Regions from separate parts of the Homo sapiens genome. Here region 2 is linked to region 1. Evidence: chromatin contacts called from ENCODE Hi-C or POLR2A ChIA-PET data. All regions are on one chromosome and are shown on one strand. Each heading gives the region's core, a stretch centred on a gene start or an enhancer-like site at or near the end of the contact. The rest is flanking DNA. Distances are from core to core; before and after follow the strand shown. Region 1 has its middle 76 kb from the start of CTH. Region 2 overlaps LRRC7 (leucine rich repeat containing 7).

Region 1 (6,373 bases), core at 1,834-4,333:
GTATTATGTTATTTGAATAAAACAACAATCAGCACACTCTAGGCCTGGCATGCCGTCTACCAAAAACGCAACTATGTTTTTAAAAGTGAGTCTTTTAGAAAGCAATGCAAAATTTTTTCTAGATAAAATGATATGATGTCTCGGATTTTATCAGAATATATCCTACTCAGTTGTGTATGTATTGTCCATAGCAACTTTTATGCTATCATGGCAGGGCTGAGGCGTTTTGTCAGATTCCATATAACCCATACCTGGAAAGCCTAAAATCACATTTTCAGTCTAGTTTTACATACAGCAATTTATACACTGCCATTGATGGAGACATGGATACTGCTCTCCATCTTCTACTCGGCTTAATGACCCATTCAACAGATAGCATCAGAGTAGAATGTATCTTCAGGTAGAGTATAAAAGCATTTAGGCCGGATGCAGTGGCTCACTCCTGTAATCCTAGCACTTTGGGAGGCTGAGGCGAGAGGATCACCTGAGGTCAGGAGACCAGCCTGGCCAATGTGGTAAAACCCCATCTCTACTAAAAATAAAAAAATTAACTGGGCATGGTGGCAGTTGCCTGTAATCTTAGCTACTTGGGAGGCTGAGACAGGAGAATCGCCTGAACCCAGGAGGTGGAGGCTGCAGTGAACCAAAATTGCACCATTGCACTCCAGCCTGGGCAACAGAGCAAAAACTCTGTCATACACACACAAAAAAAGTATTTACACAACAATACAAATTTGTTAGATAGCTGTGAAGAATTTACAATATGCCAGTGTATTGTTATAACTGCTAACTATTTGGCTAGACTTTGTGTTTGATACATGTTAGGTATAGAAGATGTTATAGTAGAGATCTTGTTTGTTGGTTTGTTTTTTCCTTCTGATCATTCATCCTTATTTATCTGCTAATAGTGCCTTGATTTACTTAGGAAAACATTTTTGTAAATGTATATTGGCACACATAAGATGGTAGGATTCTGAAGTATTTTGAAAATAGAACCATTAGAATTTGCTGATGAATTAGTTATGGGGTGTGAAGAAAAAACAGGAGTCAAGCAAAACTAAATATTTTGGTCTCATCAACTGAAAAAAGTATCTACTATAACCATGTCACATAATTCATATTTATTTGCTTATTCTTTGCCTTCTTTCACTAGTGGTTTGAGGTCAAGGGCTTTCTCTTTTTTCCTAGCAACTGGAAAAATACCTGGAGTGTAACATATTTTAAGTATGTTAAATGAATAAATGTCTAAGTATTTCTGTGGCATACACTTCACAGGTGTGAAGTTACATGGAGTTAAAATGAATGTATACATTTAATTTCAGTATGTTTGGAACTACCATCCAATTTCCCAATTATAATTCCACTAACTATGCGTTAGAATGTTATGGCTGCAAATGAATGAGCAGTATGGTAGGCAGAATAGTGGACCCCCAAAGATGTCCATATCCTAATGTCTGGAAATTGTGAATATGTTATCTTACATGGTGAAAGGGACTTCGACTTTGTGGTTAAGGTTAAGAACCTTGAGACGGGGAGAGGCTGTGGTCAGAGAGTGATGTGATAGCAGAAGACAGAAGTAGGATCACAGAGGTATGACATTGCCGACTTAGAACAGAGTAAAAGTAAAAGTGGACATAAGCTGAGGAATGCAGGAGGCTCTAGAAACCAGAAGAGGCAAGAAAGTGGATTCTCCTCCAGAGCTTCAGAAAGGTATGCAGCACCTTGATTTTAGCCCGGTGAGACCATGTAAGACTGTGAACTTAAAGAACCTTATGATAATATATCTGTGTTTTTGAAGCTATTAAACTTGCAGTAATTTATTTCAGCAGTAACAAAAAACTAATATGAACAACATTTCAACCAGCAGGTGTTTGTGAGGATGGTGGTATGTCTGATGAAAAGATAAGAATGAGCAAAAATGGGCCGGGTGTGGTGGCTGATACCTGTAATCCCAGCGCTTTGGGAGGCCAAGACGAACGGATCACTTGAGTCTAGGAATTTGAGACCAGCCTGGGTGACATGGTGAAGCCCCATTTCTACAAAAAATATAAAAATTAGCCGGGCGTGGTCACACATGCCTGTAGTTCCAGCTACTTGGGAGACTGAGGTGGGAGGATTGCTTGAGCCCAGGTGGCAGAGGTTGCAGTGAGCTGAGATCACTCCACTAAACTGCAGTCTGGGCAACAGAATGATACCATGTGTCAAAAAGAAACAAACAAACAAACAAAAATGAGCAAAAATGGAGGCAGATTACATCACCAAGATAGTGGAATAGAAGGTAACCCTCTTATATCCTCCCAACAAGAAGAAATCTACACCAAGACATAGTTAAAAGTCACTCTATAAGAGCCTCAGTATTCAGGTAGATGCTTGTGAAACCCTGATGGAGTCCAAGACCTAGAAGGATCGTTTTGAGAGTCCAGACTGACAGTGCTGTCAAGCGGTTGATTCACCAAGTTTGCACCTGGGTTCAAGCCCAGAAGTGGCCTAGTCCTCCAAGGTGCTTGGCTCTAGTTCCATTTGGCTTTGAGCCTGCAACCAAAACCATCTGCCAAGGGGTCCAGAAGGAATTGAGCACACTAGTTCCTTGGCAGAAAGGTTAGTCTGCCTGCTGATATCAGTCTGGGCATGGAACCTGAAAGTTGCTGTATGGCTCTGGCCCAGCCTTCTTCAGCTGAGGTCCCAGCTCAGAGCTGCTTATAAAAGGGCCCAGAGGGATACTTACCCATCTCTTGCAGTCTGGTAGTCTGAGCCTCCCTGATGTGCTTGCCAACCTTGATCCCACAGCAGACCCTGAGCCAGTCCCAGCTCAGGGCCCTCCTTCTGCGATCAGGGAACTATCTCATCTGTGCAGGGAAGTCCTGGGAGACACACACACCTGCCTCTGAGTCACTGAGACTGGGCTGTCCAGCTTCTGCATCACAGCAGATCCTGAGGGAGCCCAGTTTTAGTTCTGGCCTCTCCTGCTGGAGTTTGGAAGCTATCCTGCCTGAACTGAGACCTGCTGGGAGACAAGCACCTTTCTGGCCCTGTGAGATGAGCTCTCCAGCCTCTGTCCAACAGGAGCTCCTGCCAAAACACAGTCTCAGCTCTGACCCCTCTTGCTGTAATCAGGGAACTATTCCATCTGTTCAGGGTTTTTCTGAGACACATGCACATTCTGAGCCAATGAGTCAGGGCTTTCCAGCCTCTATCCCACAACAGAACCTGAGGAGGCCAAGTTTCAGCTCTGGCCCCTCCAGCTGCAGTCAGGGAAATACTGCATCTGCAAAGTAACTTGCTGGGCAACACCCACCCCTCTGAGTTAAGATGGAGCTCTCTAGCCTCTGTCCCATAGCAGATCCCAAGGGGGCCTGGTCTCAGCTCTAGTCCTTCCTGCTGCAGCCAGGAACTATCTTGTTTGTGCAGGCACATGCTGAGAGATGCATACCTGTCTGAGTCAATGTGGAAGGCGTGCTATCCCTTCCACATTGGGGCCCAGTCTCATCTCCAGCCACTGCTGTTGTATTTGACGAATGACCCTAGTTGTGTAGGGACCTTTTGGGTGATGCATGCACATTACAGTCAATGAATTGGGCCTGCCAGCAGATCCCAAAGAGGCCCAGTTTCAACACCAGTCCCTCACGCTGCAGTCAGGACACATATTGACTGTGCAGAGGCATGCTGGGAGGTATACATGTCTGGGCCACCAGGGCAGTCTTCTGGACTCAAGACCTTGGCCAGAATTCCCATACAGCCCCAATACCCTCCTTGGGTCTTCCCTGGGTCTATCTGGGCCAGAAAGCCATGCCACCTTCTCATGAGACTCATAGCAAACCTGGGCTTAGAGCATCCTCTAGTGTTGAGATGGTTGCAATGGCCGCAGTCTCAAAAAACACAACAGTCAGTGATAAGGTTTCGCTGTTGCCTCCACTCAAAATCTCATCTTGAATTGTAATCCCCACAATCCCCATTATCCCTATAATCCTCACGTGTCAAGGGCGGGACCACGTGGAGGTAATTAGTTCATGGAGGCAGTTTCCTCCATGCTGTTCTCATGATAATTAGTGAGTCTCATGAGATCTGATGGTTTTATAAGTGCCTGGCATTTTCCCTACTTGCTCTTCTCCTTCCTGCTACCCTGTAAAGAGGTGCCTTCTGCCATGATTGTAGGTTTCCTGAGGCCTCTCCAGCCATGTGGAACTATGAGTCAATTAAACTTCTTTCCTTTATAAGTTACCCAGTCTTGGGCAGTTCTTCATAGCAGTATGAGAATGAACTAATACAGTCAGTATACTTAGAATCCCTGGAAGGCCTTTTGAAGGAGGACAGGCACAAACAAAGCCAGACTGCAATGACTAAAATAAACATCCAATCCCTGAATGCACAGACGTTGTCACAGATCCACAAGTATTAGGAACATTCAGGAAGATATGACCTCCCCAGAAAATAAGGTGCCAGAGACTGACTCTAGAGTGATAGAGATGTGTGATCTCTCAGACAAATAATTTAAAAAAGCTGTTTTTAGGAAGATCAATAAATTTCAAGAAAATAGAGATAATTCAGAAATTTATCAGAGATATTTAATAGGAAGATTGAAATAATAATAATTAAAAGTTTTCAAATCTGGAGAAAGATATAAATATCCAGGTACAAGAAGGTCAAAAGTCACCAATCAGATTAAACTCAAATAAGATTACCCTAAGACATATAACCAAACTCTCAAGGGTCAAAGACAAAAAGATGATTCTGAAAGCAGTAAGAGAAAAGAAGCAAATAACATGTAAGGAAGATCCAATACACTTGGCGACAGGCTTCCCAGCAGAAATCTTATAGGCTGGGATGAAGCGAAATATATTCAGAGTGCTAAAAGAAAAAAAAACCCTGTCAACCAAGAGCACTGTACCTAGCAAAACTATCCTTCAGAAATGAAGAGGAACAAATGAAACAAAACCTGAGGGAATTTATTGCTATCAGAATTGTCCTAAAAGAACCACTAAAGGGAGTTCTTCAATCTGAGCGGAAAGGATGCTAACGTGATTGTTGTACTAATGTTGAAATCATAGTGTTTCAACTATGGATATCTTTAGTAAAAAGACTAAAAGAATAAGAAAACTATTAAAAATAATAATGGCCAGGTGCGGTAGCCCATACCTGTAATCCCAGTACTTTGGGAGGCCGCGGTGGCCAAATCACTTGAGGTCAGGAGTTTGAGACCAACCTGGCCAACATAGTGAAACCCATCTCTACTAAAAATACAAAAATTAGCCAGGCGTGGTGGTGTGTGCCTGTAATCCCAGCTATTTGGGAAGCCGAGGCATGAGTATCGCTTGAAACCAGGAGGTAAAGGTTGCAGTGAGCCGAGATCATGCCACTGCACTCCATCCTGAGTGACAGAGCGAGACCCCATCTCAAAAAACAAAAACAAAAAAACTAAAACAATCAGTTAAGAGATATACAATATAAAAATGTAAATTGTAACATCAAAAATTTTTAATGTTGTGGGAGAAGGGAGTTAATGTGTACAGGTTTTTCTTGGGGGAGGATTGTTTGTCTTTATTATTATTATTATTTGCAATGAAAATTAAGTTGAAAACAGTTTTAAATAACTTGTTATAATGATAAGTTTTGTTTTTTTTTGTTTTTTTGAGACAGGGTCTGACTCCTGTCGCCCAGGCGGGAGTGCAGTGAGATCATGGCTCACTGCAGCCTCGACTTCTGGGCTCAAGCAGTCCTCCTGCCTCATTTTTTGATTTTTTTTTTGGTAGAGATGAAGTTTCACTATGTTACCCAGGCTTGTCTTGAACTCTTGGGCTCAAGTGATCCTCTTGCCTCAGCTTCCCAAAGTACTGGAATTACAGGTGTAAGCCATTGTGCCTGGCCTATAGGATTGTTATAACTATTTTTTTGCAAGTCTCATGGTAATAACAAAGCAAAAATCTATAATAGATACACTAAAAATAAAAAGCAACAAATTGAAACGTAGTACTAGAGAAAGTCAATTAACCACAAAGGAAGACAGTAAGAAAAGGAAGACAGACAGGAGTTACAAAACAACTAGAAAACAAGTAACAAAATGGCAGTAGTAAATCCTTTTCTATCAATATAACATTAAATGTAAATGAACTAAATTCTCCAATTAAAGACATAGAATGGCTGAATGTATTAAAAATTAAGATCCAACTATATGCTTCCTACAAGAAACTCATTTCACCTCTAAAAAAATATAGACTGAAAGACAAAAGATGATAAAAGATACTCTATGAAAATAGAAATCATAAAACAGCAGGAGTAGTTTTACTTATATTACATAAAATAGACTTTAAATCAAAATCTGTAAGAGACAGAAGGTTATTATATAACGACAAAGGGGTCAATTCAGCAAAATGATGTA
Region 2 (6,373 bases), core at 1,368-3,867, 350 kb before region 1:
TGCCTCAAACTCTCCAGGGGCCTACTCTTTGGTATCTTATAGCCCAGTGTCTATACATTTACATGGGTAAAAGAATGCCAATGTCTCTTTGAACAAAAATAAATGAAAAATGAACTGGAAAAGTGAAATATTAATTGAGAGAGTGACATTATCTTAGGATAGTAAGAATATTTTAGAATAGTAAGAGTACTTTAATGAAATATTTTTAAGTAAGAGCATTTTAGAATAATGAGAATAATGAGTGAGTAAGGAACAAGAACAGACTAGGGCTGGGAAAGAGGGGAATTAATAAGTTATTAAGGAAGAAAGAATGAGAAAGACAAAAGAAGGGCAATAGAGGACTGATACAGAGAATCAGAGAGGAACTGGATAAAAGAAATCAGATTCAGGCATATCCTCCAGTCTCTTCGTTCTGGTGACCATGCCCCTTCTTCAGACAGCCCTGAATTCCCTTCCTCTCTCTCTGCTCTCTCTTGGCCAGAGGAGTAATCGTTCAGCTCTTCTTGGTTTCTGCCTTCCCTCCTGCTCTTCCAGATGTCAAAAGAAGAATTTACAGTGAAAAATAAGGTGCATATTAGAAATATATTTAGTTTAATTGCTATTCATTTCTAGAAACTATTTTTGTCTAACGTCATAGGTAATGCTTTAGTCATACAACTTCTCAGAACAAGGAAAAAAGTTATCTCATTTTTAAAAATTACCAGAGTACTTTTCTTTTTTCTTTTCTTTTCTTTTCTTTTTTTTTTTTTTTTTTTTTTTTTTGAGACGGAGTCTCACTCTGTCATCAGGCTGGAGGCTGGAGTGCAGTGGCACGATCTCAGCTTACTGCAACCTCCGCCCTCCGAGTTCAAGCGATTCTCCTGCCTCAGCCTCCCGAGTAGCTGGGATTACAGGCGCCTGCCACTGCACCCGGCTAATTTTTTGTATTTTTAGTAGAGACGGAGTTTCACCTTCTTGGCCAGGTTGGTCTTGAACTCCTGACCTCGTGATCCACCTGCCTCGGACTCCCAAAGTACGGGGATTACAGGCGTGAGACACCGCGCCCGGCCGTACTTTTCTTAAATAAAGACTAATGTCAGACAGTGTGGCTACAGGTAAAAGCTCTGTGGAGAAAGGAGCAAAATTATTGTCCTATCATAAGACAGAAAGGGACCTTGAGAGGATCTGGTTCATTTGTCTATCTTCAGGGAAGGATTCATGCTATTCTTAAATTCCTGGAGCGAAGGGGTGAACATTTCCCTCTGTAACCCACCCTTATAAAGCAACAAATTGTGTTTCATCTCAATAAAATCCTCTAGTTTAAATTACTGCGTTCAACTCTGACAAATACTATCCTCATATTTAGTTGTACACATCCGCATACTCTTTTAAAGAAACATGTGTCTGCAGTTCAGAAGAGCCACCACTAGATGGAGACCTCATATCTACATTTTAAATCCCAGCCTTGGCAATTCTCTGGCTTGGGGGAGCACAGTCCGATTTTTGTTGTTGTCGTGGGTGTTTTTTGTTTGTTTGTATTGAGACAGTGTCGCTCTGTCGCCCAGGCTGGAGTGCAGTGGCGCGATCTCGGCTCACTGCAACCTCCACCTCCTGGGTTCAAACGATTTTCCTGCCTCAGCCTCCCGAGTAGCTGGGACTACAGGCATGCACCACCACGCCCGGCTAATTTTTGTATTTTTAGTAAAGACAGGTTTTCTCCATGTTGCCCAGGCTGGTCTTGAACACCTGGGCTCTATCGATCCGACCGCCTCGGCCTCCCAAAGTGCTGGGATGGCCTTACACAGTCTGTTTTTATGCCCCTTGTGCTGATACAATTGCTAACAACACCCCTTTCCTTTCTCCTTTGAGAAAATTTGAAACAATGCTCTAAATTTACACAATTTAAGAAAAAAACAAGAGCTTTGAGCTTATTTTAGGCAGTTTATATGTTTTTTTACTAAACCTCTCAGATTGTATCAATCACCCAAAACCTAATGAGACAGAAACCACTTTCTCAGTGAGGCTTGATTGTTTAAAGTTTTGATGTTCCTTAATTGTTCAGTTTAATTATTATACCCACCAGTTTAATAGTTCTTCTCTAACTTGTGTTTTCCAAATATTTTGCTCCTATCTCCCATTATTTTAGCCACACTTCCTTCAGGTATGCCCATTCCAAGTATGTGGGAATAGATTTGTCTCAAGTTACTCAAAATTTATTTTTAAAGTTAACTTTCCAAAACTTAAACATCAGGAACTGTGGTTAAGTTTGCCTAGCCTTCTTTATGTAATTCTAAAACTAGTCCAATCTGAATATGTGTGCATCTGGGTATAGCTTTATTTCCATCTGGCAATAACTAGGCATCTACAATAAACGCCTAATTTTTCATTTTATTTATGTGTATGAGTAATCAGCATAATATGACAATCAGATTTTATTTTATTATGAAGTGAATAAGAAATGTATTTCGAAATGTATTTCAAAATGTCTCTCACAAAGTGATCATTGGATTCCCAAGGTAGTTTGCAATCTCCCCAGCCTCTCTCCTTTCAGTGGGAATATCTGGGTGCTGAAGGCAGAGAACCCCTGGCGGCCTTGGTGACATGTGTCCTCAAGCTATTTTGGTTCTTCTTAGTCATTTGAAATTCCAGGGCCTCTGATGGCTGGATCATTGCTAAAAAGGCCAAATGTTTTTGTTTACTTCCTCTAAGCTAATTATATCCTCACCCTCACAGCTTAGCCAGCCTCCTGGTCTGAGCTTCTTCTTTGCTAATTCCATCAAAGCCCTACTTATATGGGTTTCAGGTGTTCCCCTGCCAACCATTTAATCTTTTTTTCTTCCAACCCGGAGCAAAGGTAGAGGGAAGACAAGGTGTTCTTTCCCAAAGTTTATGTGAAGCCATTTATATCCTCTGGTGTTTTCCTCCAAAAAAAACAATTTCCTTCTAGCCACATGATCACCAGATACTAATACAGAATACTCTTTCTTAGCAAATTCAATTTAACCTTCTTTGGGGGTTAATATTTTGTAAGTTCTTTCTGACCTCAAGCCTGCCAATTTTAGTGCACCATTTTGGGTTTGTTTACCAAGTGTTCTTCCTCTCTTTTCAGAGAAGTTAAATATCTCCTTAACAAATTTAAATTGTACACAACAGTGCCACCCATTTTAAAGCAAATACGGCAGGTGTCCACCATTGTTTTGGATACAGCTTTTGAGTTTTTGATTTGCCTGATGTTCTATTTCATCTTTTTTATTCCTTCTATTTTCCATAACCTTTTAATGATAGGTTTAGTTGTAAAATCCAGAACTATTTAAATACTAGAATGAAAATTACATAGAATTTTACTGAAGAGTATAAGAGAAAACGTCTTGAAAGTTTGTATGTATGTATTCCAGTTGCGCTTTTTATTTCTTTTTTCCTTTCTTTTCTTTTGCACTACCTCAGATTTTTGGTATCCACTATTAGCGAAGTATTTTTTTCTTTGTCTTCTATGGATAATCTTAATTTTTTATTCCTAGGAGCAACCTCTAGGTCAGTGCTTGCTATCCAGCCACTAGCATAGTTCCCCAGGAGCAGGCTATGATCATCTCCTCAAAGCACGGGGGCTTGTGGCTTATTCTTTTCACTTTTTTACCCATCTCCGTGCCATACTGTAGAACAAACATCATTTTTTTAGTTCTGTCATGAGGTAAAGATGTAAAGATGTAAAAAGCTCTGCTTTTAGGTACAACAAATGGAAATATCATCTAGGCTGGGTTGGGGTGCAGGACCCCCAGCAGCTGTGGGAAGAGAAGAGAGCAGGAGAAGCTGTCACTTAAAATGCACTGAGATCCTTTTGAAACATCTCACGCACTCCTCCCCAACCCCGACTCCAAGGGTGCTGCTTGTCCAACTGTGTCACCTCCCTGACAAATAAGTGAATATCCATCATATTCAAGACTTCACTTTTATTGATGATCATTAAGCTAGAATCTGTAAAAGAGAAAGTTGTTAGATAGTGAACAAGTCCCATTCTCTAAAAGTGATTTTTTCTCTAGGATATCATCATCCAAACTATTCTTGCCCTGTAATATTTGTCTATACTGTCTTGATTGTTTTAAACCAGCCATCTTTGATAGCCAGTTTTGGGATATAAATCTTCAGCCATACTTGTAGAATCGTTTGACTAAGCAACGGGTATCTTGCACTTGATAGGTTCTCACAGTCTCATTATGATCAAGACAGATATTCTAGCAGGACATCACTGCTATATTCTTTATAAAACCATGAATGTTGCTAGCAAACAGTTCAGGCATTTCTTTGTGGCCATTTCCCAGAGAAATTCAAACTTGGGAATTAATATCTCTCTCTCTCTGTGTGTGTCTGTGTGTGTGTCTGTGTGTGTGTGTGTGTGTGTGTCTATATATCTTATCAGGCAATTTTTTTTTTTTTTGCATTTCCACGTTTCCCAAAAAATGATAGTTACTATCCCTGTCACCTAGGGCCCTAGGTCATCATAAACTACTCAAAGTGAAGGGACTATATTTTCTTCTTTTGCTTGGTCTTGCCATAAATATGCCCCGCAGGTTCACCTATACCCCAAAATATATACTTATATTTTGAGTATTCATCCAGACCTGTAGGTTTGAATCGAGAGATGTTTAAGTAATTCTCTTGTAAGTCTGCCTCCGGACCATTCTAAGGTTTGTCCTCTAGCCAATCTATATGTTTATCCTTTTTTAAAAAATTATTTAACTGTTAAAACAATTTGCCTTTTTCTCACTGTGCATTCAATTTAATCAACAAATGTTAATGAACAAGGGGTTATGTTCAAAATTCTATTATAAGAACAATGGAAGATATAAATAAGCCATGGTCCTACCCCTCAAGAAACACAGTCTAGTGGGGAGACACACAAAAAGTCTAATAAATGCTATCGTGTAGGTACAAAATATGAGGAAAGAACACTGTATTGTCACCTTCTCTCACAGTTTAATAAAATGGCAAATGCTTTCTTTCTGCTTTATTGCTTTTTTAATGCCTTTTTTTTTTTTTTTTTTTTTTTTCTGAGACAGGGTCTTGCTCTGTCACCCAGGTTGGAGTGCAGTGGCATGATCATGGCCCACTGCAGCCTTGACCACCTGGGCTCAAGTGATCCACCTCAGCCTCCTGAGTAGCTGGGACTATAGGCATGCACCACCACTCCTGGCTAATTTTTTATTTTTTGCAGAGACAGAGTCTTGCTATGTTGCCCAGGCTGGTCTCGAACTCCTGAGCTCAAGTGATCCTCCCACCTCAGCCTCCCAAAGTGCTGGGATGATAGGCATGAGCCACCATCCTCGGCTCTATTGCTTTTATAATATGACCCAAGGAACGTTTTCTGTTATCTCAGGAAGGAAAGTTCTTGTCCCTTGTATATATGTATCTTGTCAAAAAGGACAAGGCTCAGGTGACAGTGGGGACGTAAATAACTGCAGTATCATCCTGAATAAATCATATCACGGAGAGATAGTCACAGGTTAGCTAAGCTCCAGCTTTTCACTTTTCTTGACTCTGTCTTTCCAAGGAGTAACCCTTTTGGGTCAAAGTCAGAGGGGGCTTGCTGGAATCAAGGGCAGCTCCTCCTTTCTGGAGGAAGGAACTTCATCTTAAGGCTTGATAACAAAGGCTTACTGTTCCACTTAAAGGGATCAATCTGAGGGAAGAAGAGAAGTTAACCTTTAGTGACCCTTGAAAGCTTTAAAATAATTCTTTTGTGTTTTAGACACCTAAGAAAAATGTACGTACATCTGGTGGACTTGCATATCTTTAACACTTATCATGTACCTACATACAAGGAAAACATTAGTCTTTACTGTTAGCAAACACTCCACCACTGGGGGTTGCTTTGTGTTTAAGTACCTAATAGACCCACCAGAGTTCAGTAAGAAATGCAACTTGAACAGCCCCTGAGATAAAATTTTCTAGGAAGTATAAAAACTAAAGAATGCCTGGAACTATGCAGACATAGATCAAGTCTCATGCATGTCATTTAGACAGACAGCTGAAATGCTGACATGGCCTATCCAGCCAGAGCCTTCAATTAAGAGTTCTCCAATGTTGACAATTTCAGCTGCCCTAGCAGCCTCTCTAAGCACTAAGAAGTATAGCCATCTAAATCCTTACAACTTATTCTAAGGGAAGAATCTCTTTAGAGATTACATTACACCAGCAAGAGAATATTAATAGTCCATATGGCTTTATTTCCAACAAAATCCCAGAGTTTTTGCTTGCTCTTTGAGGTTAAAATCAAAGATTTTTCACTCAGGATTAGCCTAGATGTAGAACAGCGACTGTATAATAAAGTTGAGTTCAAAAAGTGTATGAATTCAGTTATGGTCTGGAAAATTAGCTGCCATTTTGTGATGAAGTGTTT

What was found. A loop is a pair of places that touch in the nucleus more often than their neighbours do. ChIA-PET counts read pairs that join two places held with the same protein, here RNA polymerase II (POLR2A). Pooled maps may share reads with other maps.
Region 2: a map of CD4-positive, alpha-beta memory T cell shows a loop between it and region 1 (18-fold over the local background). The contact joins two enhancer-like sites. A Hi-C loop is called at or near these places in 36 of 168 maps with a recorded cell type or tissue (A673, CD4-positive, alpha-beta memory T cell, CD8-positive, alpha-beta T cell and 21 more), 37 of 37 single-sample maps with no recorded cell type and 30 of 50 pooled maps. POLR2A ChIA-PET finds 5 or more read pairs at or near these places in 4 of 52 experiments (GM12878, Panc1, T-cell and 1 more).

Annotation. Positions count from the first base shown.
Region 1 is chr1:70,484,245-70,490,617 of GRCh38, forward strand. No RefSeq gene overlaps it. Among named protein-coding and RNA genes, the nearest start is that of CTH, 76 kb to the left of the region's middle. Within about 2 kb of position 3,084, at least 5 of the 41 ENCODE cell types and tissues checked have a DNase peak (open chromatin) inside an H3K27ac peak, as active enhancers do.
Region 2 is chr1:70,131,722-70,138,094 of GRCh38, forward strand. LRRC7 (leucine rich repeat containing 7) reads left to right here. Exons shown (of 27, transcript NM_001370785.2): 27 at 1-6,373. Among named protein-coding and RNA genes, the nearest start is that of LRRC40, 71 kb to the right of the region's middle. RefSeq lists an enhancer at 2,425-2,719. Within about 2 kb of position 2,618, at least 3 of the 41 ENCODE cell types and tissues checked have a DNase peak (open chromatin) inside an H3K27ac peak, as active enhancers do.